Regions from separate parts of the Homo sapiens genome. Here region 2 is linked to region 1. Evidence: chromatin loops called from intact Hi-C (ENCODE). Cell type or tissue: chondrocyte. All regions are shown on one strand. Each heading gives the region's core, and the rest is flanking DNA. Links, peaks and the distances in the headings are about the cores only.

Evidence for each region. Peaks named below come from ENCODE experiments on the same cell type or tissue, not always from the same donor. Only the 100,000 strongest peaks of a DNase experiment are listed, where the experiment ranks them.
Region 2: a loop joins it to region 1, with 2.4 times the contacts of the local background. A loop is called at or near these places in 2 of 110 quality-filtered maps.

Annotation. Positions count from the first base shown.
Region 1 is chr19:31,212,663-31,215,574 of GRCh38, forward strand. It overlaps a transcript of TSHZ3 not described here. Among named protein-coding and RNA genes, the nearest start is that of LINC01791, 47 kb to the left of the region's middle. In chondrocyte, for the core only: no CTCF peak of the experiment used is centred there; a DNase peak (open chromatin) is centred at 1,618.
Region 2 is chr19:31,124,409-31,127,320 of GRCh38, forward strand. LOC124900621 (a long non-coding RNA gene) reads left to right here. Exons shown (of 3, transcript XR_935901.2): 3 at 1,279-1,341. It overlaps LOC105372356 (a long non-coding RNA gene), which reads right to left. Exons shown (of 6, transcript XR_935899.3): 6 at 2,177-2,912. Among named protein-coding and RNA genes, the nearest start is that of LINC01791, 42 kb to the right of the region's middle. In chondrocyte, for the core only: a CTCF peak has its summit at 1,269; no DNase peak of the experiment used is centred there.

The sequences.
Region 1 (2,912 bases), core at 208-2,707:
AATGGAACAGCCACTTGGAAGACAGTTTGGTGGCTTCTTACAAAACTGAACATCCTCTTAGCATACCATCCTGCAATCCCACTCCTTGATGTTTACCCAAAGGAGATTAAAATTTATGTCTCACAAAAGGCACATGGGTGTTTATGGCAGGTTTATTCATAAGTATTAACACTTGAAAGCACCCAAGACTGCCTTCAGTAGGCAAATGGATAAATAAAATGTGGTACACCCAGACAACAGAATATTATTCAGCACTATAAAGACAGAAGCTAACAAGCCATGAAAAGACATGGGAGAATCTCAAAAGCCTATAATAAAGTGAAAGAAGCCAGTGTGAAAAGGCTATATATGGTACAATTTCAACCATACGACATTCTGGAAAAGGCAAACTATGGAGACAGTAAAAAGATTGACTGGGTGCGGTGGCTCAAGACTATAATCCTAGCACTTTGGGAGGCGGAGGCGGGTGGATTGCCTGAACTCAGGAGTTTGAGACCAGCCTGGGCAACATGGTGAAACCCCGTCTCTACTAAAATACAAAAAAATTAGCCGGGCGTGGCGTCATGCACCTGTAGTCCCAGCTACTCAGGAGGCTGAGGCAGGAGAATTGCTTGAACCTAGGAGGCAGAGGTTGCAGTGTGCCAATATCACACCACTGCACTCCAGCCTGAGCAACAGAGCGAGACTCTGTCTCAAAAAAAAAAAAAAAAAAAAAAAAAAAAAAAAAAATCAGTGGTGTCCAGGGGTAAGGAGGGAAGGATGAATAGGCAGAGCACAGAAGATTTTAGGACAGTGAAACTACTCTATAGGATACTATAATGGTGGATCCATGTCTTTGTACATTTGTGTAAACCCATAGAATGTACAACATCAAGAGTGAACACTGACATAGCTATGTACTTTGGGTGGTGATGATGGGTCAATGTAGGTTCCTCAGTTGTAACAAAGGTACCACCCTGGTGGGGGATGTTGGTAACGGGGTGATTGCATGTATGTGTAAGCAACAGGAGGTATATGGGAAATCTCTGTATCTCTTGTGAACCAAAAACTGAAATAAAGTCTATTTAAAAGAAAAAAACGCAATGGAGGAGAGGAGCAGATTACATAAAAGGAATGAGCGTGCTGGCACTTAGCGCACGTTTGGTGCCCAGTCCTCACTCTCATTCTCTTTAGAATAAGTCTACACTCTTTCTTCTGAGCCTCGAGCTGCCCCTGGAGTTTAGACAATTATCTTCCTTTGAGGATTTGAGAAAAGTTTTCAAATTGCGACAATTTAGGGGGATTTTATTTTTTATTTTATTCTTATTTCTCACTCCTTACTTCTTCCTGCACTTGGAATCGTTAACTTGTGCTGAGTGTGGCCGCCAGGCCATCACTGCTAGAAAGGACGAGAGATTCTTAGCAGTAGTCAGAGAGCACCCGTCGGGACCAGTCCTTCTAATTCTCAAACCAAATGAGGTTGAACAAACCCGGGTAAGTTTTGGCGCTTCCGGCTGGTTGTTCCAAATCTTTGAAAGCCCTCTGCGCACTCTCCGTCATTCATGTAATCATTTAAAATATGTCTTCCTGTACAGGAACTGGGTCCCAGCCGCAGGGTAACCAGAGGCTGCATGAGTCACTGTGGTTAAGACAGATCATTGAATTCTCAGCTGGCGTGACCTCATAGCTGGGAAGCCAGAGGGCCTGCGCCAGCCAAGAGGAGCTAGCTTTGCTGATGGTGTGGTGCAGGAAGTGACTCTGCCCCATACCTGAGTCCTTTCCATAGGAAGTGAGCTGAGTGGAGACAACAGCAGATTGAGAAAGCAAGAACAGAGTCTTTGATTCTTGAGTTTTATTCAGCTCAGGGAAAGACTGCATTCATACCTGGATAAGGCATTGCACCTAAGTTGACTGAGACTTATCACTTTCACATCCCAGGATTAAGTGTGGGGGTCCTGAAGACCTATTTCCTAAAGAATCAGGCAGGCCGGGCGTGGTGGCCCACGCCTGTAATCCCAGCACTTTGGGAGGCCAAGGCAGGCAGATCACGAGGCCAGGAAATCGAGACCATCCTGGCTAACACGGTGAAACCCCGTCTCTACTAAAAATACAAAAAATTAGCCGGGCGTGGTGGCGGGCGCCTGTAGTCCCAGCTACTCGGGAGGCTGAGGCAGGAGAATGGCGTGAACCCGGGAGGCGGAGCTTGCAGTGAGCGGAGATCCGGTCACTGCACTCCAGTCTGGGCGACAGAGCGAGACTCTGTCTCAGAAAAAAAAAAAAAAAAAAAAAAAGAACCGAGCATTCAACCCTCATCCATAGACCATTCCCTCTTTGCCAAAAATGTAACAAAGCAGGAGGGGATTAAAATAAAATTTTTAAAAAGTTGGCAGGTACCAAATATTGATACAAAAATGAAGATATTCGGTTGGTTGGCTATACATCTCCAGTGTAGGTGTTTCAAGCATTTCCCAGACATTAGTCATTTAGATACCACATTCAGAATTGTGGCGCTATATCATGTCAATACTACCCTGTACTCATATTTTTCTTTAATATGAGTCAGGTCTTTACTTAAATAAATTTACTCAAAAAGGAAAATTGCTGTCACTCACTGGGAAGTCAGAATCATCTGTCATAAATTGTAAATCACACAAATGAATTTAATGAAAACATTAAATTAGAAGCATCTGTCCACAGAGCACATAAAATAATCTTAAATAACATCAATGCTATACAAGTAAACAAGAAACATCAAAGAACATCAATGGTATAAGTGTATACAAGAAATATCCATGGTATAAGTGTAGACAAGAAATATCAGAAATAGGGTAAAAATGTGAGCTTTAAAAAACTAAAACTCTGAAGATAGCTGGTCCCAATTGTGTTGTTTTAACCATAAAATAAAATGATTTTTTACATTAATAGGAATATTT
Region 2 (2,912 bases), core at 178-2,677, 88 kb before region 1:
AGAATTGCTTGAGCTCGGAAGTTGCAATGAGCCAAGATCTCACCACTGCACTCCAGCCTGGGTGATAGAGCCAGACTACTTCTCAAAAAAAAAAAAGAATGATGGCACTGAGAGACAAAGGGAGGAACAGGTTAGGCTTCCCAGCAGGAGAACGACCACAGCAAAGGCCTGGGTAGGGGTGGCAGGGGCCAAAGAGAGGACATCGTAGAGATTGCCTTTGAATAGAGGAGGCAGCTGTTCCATTGATGCTGAGTAAATGCTTTGCATATACTTTCTAGTTTCTCCTGCTGTTTCCCTGAGTTAGTTCCATCAACCTGTGATGGAATGCACAATATCTTGATGTCATTCTTTTTTTTTTTTTTTTTTTTTTTTTTTTAGAGTAGGGTCTTGCTCTGTCACCCAGGCTAGAGTGCAGTGGCACCATCATTGCTTACTGCAGGCTCAACCTCTTGGGCTCAAGTGATCCTCCCACCTCACCCTCCCGAGTAGCTGGGACTACAGGTGCACAACCATGCCCAGCTAATTTGTGTATTTTTAGTAGATATGGGGTCTCACTGTGTTGCCCAGGCTGGACCTCATGGCCTCAAGCAATCCTCCCATTTTGGCTTCTCAAAGTGCTGGCATTACAGGCATAAGCCACCACACCAAGCTCCTGATTTTCATTCTTATATCTCTCAGAGATTTTTAGTGTCACTTGCCAGAGGGCACCAGGGCCAGAGTCTAATGCCCAGTACTCAATGGTGAACATTTTTGCTGTGCCAAGAGAGAACCACTCGATTAGAGGTGGCTACTGCAGGCTTTGGAAGTTTTCTACGGTGGGAACCAACAATCCGTGATCCGCCATGGTCCAGTGCATGCAGCCTTGGCTTCTCTTCCCTGGACCTGGGAAGCCTGCAGATGCTGGAAGCAGCCCAGCTGTGGCCCCTCCACTGTTCTTGCCCCTTATGTGTGGGTGTGGAAAGAACTCTCATTCAGAGACATGGTGATTTTGGGATGGAGACGTTGCTTCCTCCAACCAGACTGCTTCCTTCAGTTTCCACTGCCTGGGCTCATGCATCAGTAAGTTCTCCTACTAGAAAGTTTATTTGCAAAAAGCCATGGCCATTTGCTCACAAAGCTGTGCCCACTTTTGTCTGTGTCTTTTGCCCATTTTTTTTTTTTTTTTTTTTTGCCAAATGTAGGGTTTAAAATAAAATTCCCGTGTTACTTCCCTGTAACTGTCATAACAAATTCCATGCACTTGGTGGCTAGAGACAACATAAATGTGTTCTCCCACAGGTTTGGGAACTGGAAGTCAGAAATCAGGAGTTCGAGACCAGCCTGGTGAAGCCCCATCTTTACCAAAAAAAAAAAAAAAAAGAAAGAAAGAAAATACCAAAAATGAGCCAATGTCTACAGGGCTTCGCTCCCTCTAGAGGCTTCAGGGGAGGACACTTCCTTGACTCTTCCAGCTCCTGGTGGCTTCCATGTTCCCTGGCTTGTGACTGCAGAGTTCCAACCTCTGCCTCCGTCTTTGCCGGGCCTTCTCCTCTTCTCCCACGGAGGCAGAGAAGCGTGTCCTCTCCTCTTCAGTCTCTTACAGGGACACTTGTCATTGGATTTAGGATCCACCTGGATATTCCAGAATGGTCTCATCTTGAGATCCTTAACTTTAAAGCACCTGCAAAGACTCTTTAACAAAGAAGTTACATTTGCAAGTTCTGGAACATGCTCATATCTTTTTGGAGGCCACTACTAAACCCCCTACAATTCTCTTTACATAATTTCCCAAAACTGTTTCCCAAAAAGTTGCCAGCAGTAACCAAATTCCAGAAGTGAAAGCATGACCCTGGCCCATGGTGACAAACCCGCTTTCTACCAAGTTGATCACCACCTAACTGTTGATTCTAGCCCTTCTAATCTTTAGCCTGTGGTAGCAAGCCAGGTACAATTTGGCATTAAGATCTAAGAATGGCCAAAGTCTCTCATTGCACGCAGTGCTACCCTGATGCAGTGGAAACTACACTAAACAAGCTCCGTGGGATCCTTGGGCCTTCTCCCGTCTCCATGACTCATTGGCTGGGAGACTTTGGAAAATTTTCTCTGCTTCTGTGAACTTCAGTCTCCCTATCTATAAAATGAAGACTAGATTAGAACAGGGGTTGATATGCTATAGCTTTTTTTTTTTTTTGGAGATGGAGTCTCGCTCTGTCACCCAGGCTAGAGTGCAAATAGCACAATCTCGGCTCACTAGAACCTCCACCTCCCGGGTTCAAGTGATTCTCCTGCCTCAGCCTCCTGAGTAGCTGAGATTGCAGATGCCTGCCACCACACCCGGCTAATTTTTGTATTTTTAATAGAGATGGGTTTTCACCATGTTGGCCAGGCTGGTCTTGAACTCCTGACCTCAGGTGATCCACCTGCCTCGGCCTCCCAAAGTGCTGGGATTACAGGCGTGAGCCACTGTGCCTGGCCAGCCTGCTTTTTTAAATAAAGTTTTATTGGAACCCAGCCTTGTCCATTTATTTACAGATCGTGTATGGGGGCTGTCATGCTGCAAGAGCAAAGCGGTTGCAACAGAGACAGAATGACTCAGAAAATGGAGAATATTTGCTGGCTAGCCCTTTACAGAAAAAGCTTGCCACCCCCTAGACAAGTACAGAGCTCTGTAAAGGGCCCTTCTAGCTGGGTTATTTTGTGTTACTATGGACCAGTTCCTCATTTGAGCCCTGCCTAAAATCTGATGGTGGCCTGAGGAGCTGGCTATGGAGAGGGAGCAGGACTGAAAAAAAGGCTCCATCAGCCTCACAGTACCAGCATTGCCCCTCCCCGGACATCCTTGTGTGCACCGTGCTTCCGCATTGCCTGCGCTCCCAGAATTTAGCTCCCCCAGATCTTCCACCCTGTTCTCCCCTTGGGGCTTGCCCCCTGCA